2 separate regions of the Homo sapiens genome follow, and region 2 is linked to region 1. A link is a contact called in ENCODE Hi-C or POLR2A ChIA-PET data. All regions are on one chromosome and are shown on one strand. The core of a region is the stretch at or near the end of the contact, and the rest is flanking DNA. Distances in the headings are between cores, read along the strand shown. Region 1 holds the start of C12orf76 (chromosome 12 open reading frame 76). Region 2 holds the start of ATXN2-AS (ATXN2 antisense RNA).

Region 1 (3,041 bases), core at 308-2,807:
AGAAACCCTGTTCTGAAGGATCGAGTGGGATAATGTGTGGAAACTATTTAGTAGAGTGCTAGGTACACAGTAAGTCGTCAACACATGGCAAACACTGAGTTCATGTAGAGTCAAGATAATCCAAAATGATACTAATAGCCACTTTGTAGATATACAGATGTACCAAGGAGATACAGTGGGAAGGGAAGACTTTGGCGAGGGGCAGATTTATTGTGAAGTTTGCCAAGCTTTAAGTTCCAGAACTCCTTCCAAAGCCAAAGCCATGCACACACACATATTTACGCAGCGTGTGTGTGTGTTGAAGATATCCTCCCACAACTTATGTTTCAAGCCCCCAAACAGGTTCTAGTATTGGCCTCATCATTTCCTAGCTATGTAACTTTGGGCAAATAACTTCACTTCTCTGAGTTTCATTTTCCTTATCTGAAAAATAGAGCTGCAACATCAGGTGCGGTGGCTCACACTTGTAATCCCAACACTTTGGGAGGCCGAGGCAGGAGGATTGCTTGAGCCCAAGAGTTCGAGACCCCCACCTCTACAAAAAGTAAACAACAACAACAACAAAATGAGCCAGGTGTGGTGGTGCACGCCTGTAGTCCCAGCTACTCGCCCGGGATGCTGAGGTGGCAGGATCACTTAAACCCAGGAGGCCGAGGCTGCAGTGAGCCAAGATCGTGCCACAGCACTCCAGCCTGGGTGACAGAGGAGACACTATTGTAAAAGAAAAAAAAAGGGCTGCAAACCGTACGTTTCTCATTAAGTTATTGTAAGGCTCAAATGAATTCGCGTATACAAAGTGCGTAGCACAAGACATGGGATGTAGGAAATGCTCAAAAACTGTTATCATTTTTGCAATAAATACTGGCTCCTCTGGGAAAGAAGAGGGGTGGGGTAAATGATGTGCCTTGTTGCCTAGCCTGAGCCCACACTGCCAGAGAGGAGAGGACCCAGAATGAGACCCAGGTCTCCCGATTGCAGTTCATTCATGGGCAAGCAGTACATATTGAGAGCTTACTGGACACCATGCCAGGCTTGAGACCAGCCTGGCCAACATAGTGAAACCCCATCTCTACTAAAAATACAAAAATTAGCCAAGTGTGGTGGTGTGCGCCTGTAATCCCAGCTACTCGGCAGGCTGAGGCAGGAGAATTGCTTGAACCTGGGAGGCGAAGGTTCTGGCACATATTGAGCACTTGCTGAGAGGCAAAGTTCAGGCCTTCTGCCCCAGGCTTTTGGAGAGGGAGTCTCGGGGCCCCCTGAGGGGCCTCACCTGCACCCCCCGCACTCACCCATCTCCCCACTCTATCCCCTGTCCGCTCCGTACATGCCCGGCTCCAGCACCCGGAGCAGTGAAAGCTCAGGCACTACCCGCCGCCCGCCAGCCCGAGGGCCGCTCACCCAGGTTCTGCCCTCGCAGCACCGCGTACGGCCGGCTCCGCTCCAGCGGATCCACGGGGCTCGGGGCCTCTGCCTCCCCCACCAGGAGGCTGCAGAGGCCAAGGTACAGCCACGGTAACGCTGGACGCAGCATCTTCCCCAGCCCTGCAGAAGCAGAGAGGCCACTTCCGTCGCAAGCCCTGCCTCTGTCTCCTCCCAGGTCTCTCTGCGTCGCTGCCACCGCCCTTAGGGCGCGCGTCATTGCCATGGTAACTGTGCGTCCTGGTCTAAGTTCCGCTTCTGCCTAAGATTTGTTCCGGATTAACGTTCCTCAATAACTAATGTTTCCCCCGGACCAACTTTCCGTTCAGATCAACTTTCCGTCTGTGCCAACGTTCGCCGCGATTACCGTTCTGCTGTGGTTAGCGTTCCCTCATCCATTGGGGTCGAGGTCTTGTAGGTCCATTTGGGGCCTATTGAAGATTTTTTACGAATCCATGCATTTTCTTATTAAACCTTCATTACGGGCCTGGAAAATAGATACTGTGTTTCTATAGTACAAATGCCATCTTCTCAGGGAGCCCTTGCCCAGACATCCTTTTCTAAAATTGCAACCCTCCCTTTCCCTTAATGTACATTCTCCCTACCTTCGTTCTCTTCCATTCCCCCCATTCACTTTAGACTCATCACCATTTACCTTATACATTTAACGTACATTTGATGATTTTCTGAGGACCTGCTCCGCCCTAGCATGTAAAGTCCACGAGCACAGCGATTTTGTTCTTGCTCTCTGCTCTGTCCCAGAGACTGGGGGAGAGAGAGACCCTCTCATTTTGTTTTATATTGTTTTATACTCAGTACCTGTTTTAAGAAGAAACAACAAGGAAGTGAAACCAAAGACGGGCAGCCCGGCGCCAGGCCCGAAACCAGGCCTGGGCCTGCCTGGCCTAAACCCAGTTTCATGTGTGTGAAGAGACCACCAAACGTGTGTGAAGAGACCACCAAACAGGCTTTGTGTGAGCAACATGGCTGTTTATTTCACCTGGGTGCAGGCGGGCTGAGTCCGAAAAGAGAGTAAGCAAAGGGTGGTGGATTATCATTAGTTCTTACAGGTTTTGGGATAGGCGGTGAAGTTAAGAGCAATGTTTTGCGGGCAGGGGTGGATCTCACGAAGTACATTCTCAAGGGTAGGGAGAATTACAAAGAACCTTCTTAAGGTTGGGGGAGATTACAAAGTACCTTAAGGGTGGGGGAGATTACAAAGTACATTGATCAGTTAGGGTGGGGCAGAAACAAATCACAATGGTGGAATGTCATCAGTTAAGGCTATTTTTACTTCTTTTGTGGATCTTCAGTTACTTCAGGCCATCTGGATGTATACGTGCAAGTCACAGGGGATGCGATGGCTTGGCTTGGGCTCAGAGGCCTCACACCCAGTAGCTAAAAATCAACTCATAACTTAGAAACCGATGTTATTCATAGATTCCAGACATTGTATAGAAGAACGTTGTGAAACTCCCTGCCCTGTTCTGTTTCTCTCTTACCACTGGTGCATGCAGCCCCTGTCACGTACCACCTACTTGCTCAAATCAATCACGACCCTTTCATGTGAAATCTTTAGTGCTGTGAGGAGCCCTTAAAAGGGACAGAAATTGTGCATTCGG
Region 2 (3,064 bases), core at 182-2,681, 1.6 Mb after region 1:
GTGGAACGCTGCCGGAGGCCACATGGAGCCCCACGATTTCAGGGGAGTTCGGGAGCCCCCGCCGCCGCCTCGGACACGAACGCAGAGGGGTGCGGGGGCCAAGGCCCACTTGTCTCCACCCCGTCCTCCGATCTTTCCCAGGACTCGGAGGGGGCGGGGAGAGAGCCCCGACAGACCCTGATGATTCCGGAGGAGCCCGGTGCCTACCCCTTTAACCGGCACGGGGGACGCGGCCCTAACTTCTCCCCTCCAGAGATGTCCCCCATGGAGGGGGACATGTTCCGGAAAACGCCACCACAGCCTCCAGACCCCTCCAACGTTCACACCTAAACCGGGAGTGGAGGAGCTGCCCGAGCATCCCCACGCTGCGGGCGGAGGATCGTGCGGAAGGGGGAGCCGGGGCTGACCATCGCCGCTACCCGAGAACCCCTCCCAACACGCGTGGGGAGGGGAGGCCGCCCGCTCCCTCCATCTTGACCGCCGGGGGAGGGGGCGGGGATGCTGCGGGAGGCTGGACAGGCCTGACAATCCCAGAGGACCCCGGCTGCGCCCACCGGCCGAGCCTCGGGGCTCAGGCCCGAGCGAGTCTCCCCCGCGCTGCCGGCCCCCAGCCCACCCCGGGTAGCCCGGCGGGTCACGGGGCGGGGACGGCGGCGCGGGCCGCGGGGGAGGGGACGCCGGGCCCGGAGCGGAGGGGGCTGGGGTGCCGACACCCACCTGCCCAGGCCGGGCCTCCCGCCGCCGGAGGTCGCCGCGACCACCGAGGAGGGAGCCGTGGCCGAGGACGAGGAGACCGAGGACGAGGACGGCGAAGGCGCGGCGGCGGGCGACGCTAGAAGGCCGCTGCCGCCGGGCTTGCGGACATTGGCAGCCGCGGGCGGCGGCTGCTGCTGCTGCTGCTGCTGCTGCTGTTGCTGCTGCTGCTGCTGCTGCTGCTGCTGCTGCTGCTGCTGGGGCTTCAGCGACATGGTGAGGGGCCCATACACCGGCTCGCACGCCGGGCGGGGACAGCCGGGAGCCGGGCGCGCCAAGGAGACGCCGGAACGCGGCGGGGACGCGCGGGCGCCGAGCGGGGAGGCGCGGGTTGGCGCGGCCGGAGGGGCGCCCGGGCTGGCGAGGGGGAGAAGGAGGACGACGAAGGGGCGGGGAGGCCCGCCGAGACCAAGGAGCCGCCGGGAGCCGGGCCGAAACGCGCCGCCGCCGTTGCCGTTGCTACCAAAACAGTCTGAGGCGGAGGGAGGCGAGCTCTGCCGGGAGGGAGGGGGGCCGGGGCCGGGCGGGGGAGGGGCGGCGGAGGGATACGGTCCCGGGGCCGCGCCACCGCCGCCCCGCCCGCTCCGCCGCGCCGGCCGCTGGAGCGAGCGCCACCCGGGCCACCTGGCTGCGGCGAAGCGGCGAGACTCGGTGGCCACCGCGGGACTCCGAGGAGCTGCGGCCGCTGAGCGCATCGGAGGGCGGGCGCGCCGAGGCGCCGGGTGGGAGCGGAGGTGCGGATAGGGACTCTTTACCGGAAGTCGGAGGGGTCAGACGGAAGCAGAACGTGAGGTGGCCCCGGGGCCGGGAGGGACACGTGAGGAGCGGGCGGCGCGCTGGGTTGCTTTCTCGGGGGTCGGGTGAGGGCCAGGCGGCGGTCCCTACCCGGATCCGCCTTCCTCAAGGCGGGTCTGCCCTTCGGGGAGGGCGTGTCGGTCTCAGCCTCTGGGGCCTGCCTGGTGTGGAGGACAGGAGAGAAGCATTTCTTCTCCTACTGTATTCCTTCAGCATCTTCACTTCTGCGGGGACCTAGTTTGCCCCCACCTGATGCAACCCAGAAAATGGACTGACTGCGAGTGCCTTGGGGCGGAGAATGTGTCTTGCTACGTGTAAAGCACCTAGAACCCTGCCAGATTCAGGGGACACAGCATCCTGCCGTTTTCCTGCCGTCCCCCGCCCGCCACACAGTAGGCGCTCCAGTGGCTCGGGGCATCTACCAGGCAGGCCGCGCTGTCCTGCCCTGCCGGGGCTGGAGTGGAGCAACCCTCCGGGGCCACCCACATCTGGGTACCTTTTCCCCACTTTTTCCACCCCAGCCGCGCACAGTCACCAGAAAACTCTTTTAGGTATCTGACCTTCATTTGAACCTATGTTCCCTCACTTGAACTTCTTTTTCCTCATTCATGAGATTCTAAAGGAAATATATGGGATTGGGACTGGTAGAACTACGGATAATGGGATCTCCCTCGGTAGAGACAGAGCCGACCTCAAAACAATGTGCGAACTTTAGACCTTGGACCCTTTAGAAGTTTTAATTTAACTTACCCAGCCAGCACAGTAGACTCTTTTTAAAATGTGTTGCAGTTAAACTGGAAGCAAGTAGAAAGTAGGTAACTTTTTTTTTTTTTTTTGAGCAGTGAATCTATTGTTTTTTAAAGTGAAATGACTTCAGGAAATAATAGGGGAAGAAACACCAAAATTCCCCTCAATGTCCTAGAACTGTCCAGATAAAGGTAAAGACTTAGATAAACGTGGAGAATGATTGAACCAGCAGTTTTCAGTAGTCCAACTGAAATTAACCTCCTAGATAGTCCAGGCAAAAATGATCATTGTATTCTGCCAATGTAGGAAATCAGTTTTATTTCCCATCTAAGGTAAAAAGTAGATCAAGGGACCATTGCAAAACCCTTTAAAAATTAACCTAGCCTAGCCAACATGGTGAAACCCCGTCTCTACCAAAAATATAAAAATTAGCCGGGTGTGGTGGTGGGCGCCTGTAATCCCAGCTACTCGGGAGGCTGATACAGGAGAATTGCTTGAATCCGGGAGGTGGAGGTTGCAGTCAGCCGAGATCATGCACTCCAGCCTGGGCGACAGAGCGAGACTCCGTCTCAAAAAATAAATAAATAAATAAATAAATAAAGTAACCTAAAGGAAACTGGAACTAAAAAACCAGTTGAAACAAAAAAATACCTGTACCCGGCTGTGGTACAGGCCAGGGCTGCTGTGAGGGGAAGCTCCTGGAGAGGGTGACATGGGGCAGGGACCCAAATGAGCATGGGCATGAGGATCCTGGGGAGAAACGCTCCAG

Evidence for each region. Hi-C counts contacts between places; a loop is a spot of excess contacts on that map. ChIA-PET counts read pairs that join two places held with the same protein, here RNA polymerase II (POLR2A). Pooled maps may share reads with other maps.
Region 2: a pooled map shows a loop between it and region 1 (14-fold over the local background). The contact joins the promoter of ATXN2-AS here to the promoter of C12orf76 in region 1. A Hi-C loop is called at or near these places in 1 of 168 maps with a recorded cell type or tissue (ascending aorta) and 4 of 50 pooled maps. POLR2A ChIA-PET finds 5 or more read pairs at or near these places in 2 of 52 experiments (BJ and Panc1).

The regions. Positions count from the first base shown.
Region 1 is chr12:110,046,965-110,050,005 of GRCh38, forward strand. It overlaps C12orf76 (chromosome 12 open reading frame 76), which reads right to left and starts at 1,558. Exons shown (of 2, transcript NM_001389625.1): 1 at 1,399-1,558. The coding sequence starts at 1,531. RefSeq lists a silencer at 1,267-1,326 and an enhancer at 2,247-2,506.
Region 2 is chr12:111,598,067-111,601,130 of GRCh38, forward strand. ATXN2-AS (ATXN2 antisense RNA) reads left to right here and starts at 1,432. Exons shown (of 2, transcript NR_146497.1): 1 at 1,432-1,487; 2 at 1,762-2,189. It overlaps ATXN2 (ataxin 2), which reads right to left and starts at 1,249. Exons shown (of 25, transcript NM_001372574.1): 1 at 718-1,249. The coding sequence starts at 968. RefSeq lists silencers at 1-23, 614-663, 754-923, 984-1,293 and an enhancer at 1,754-1,983.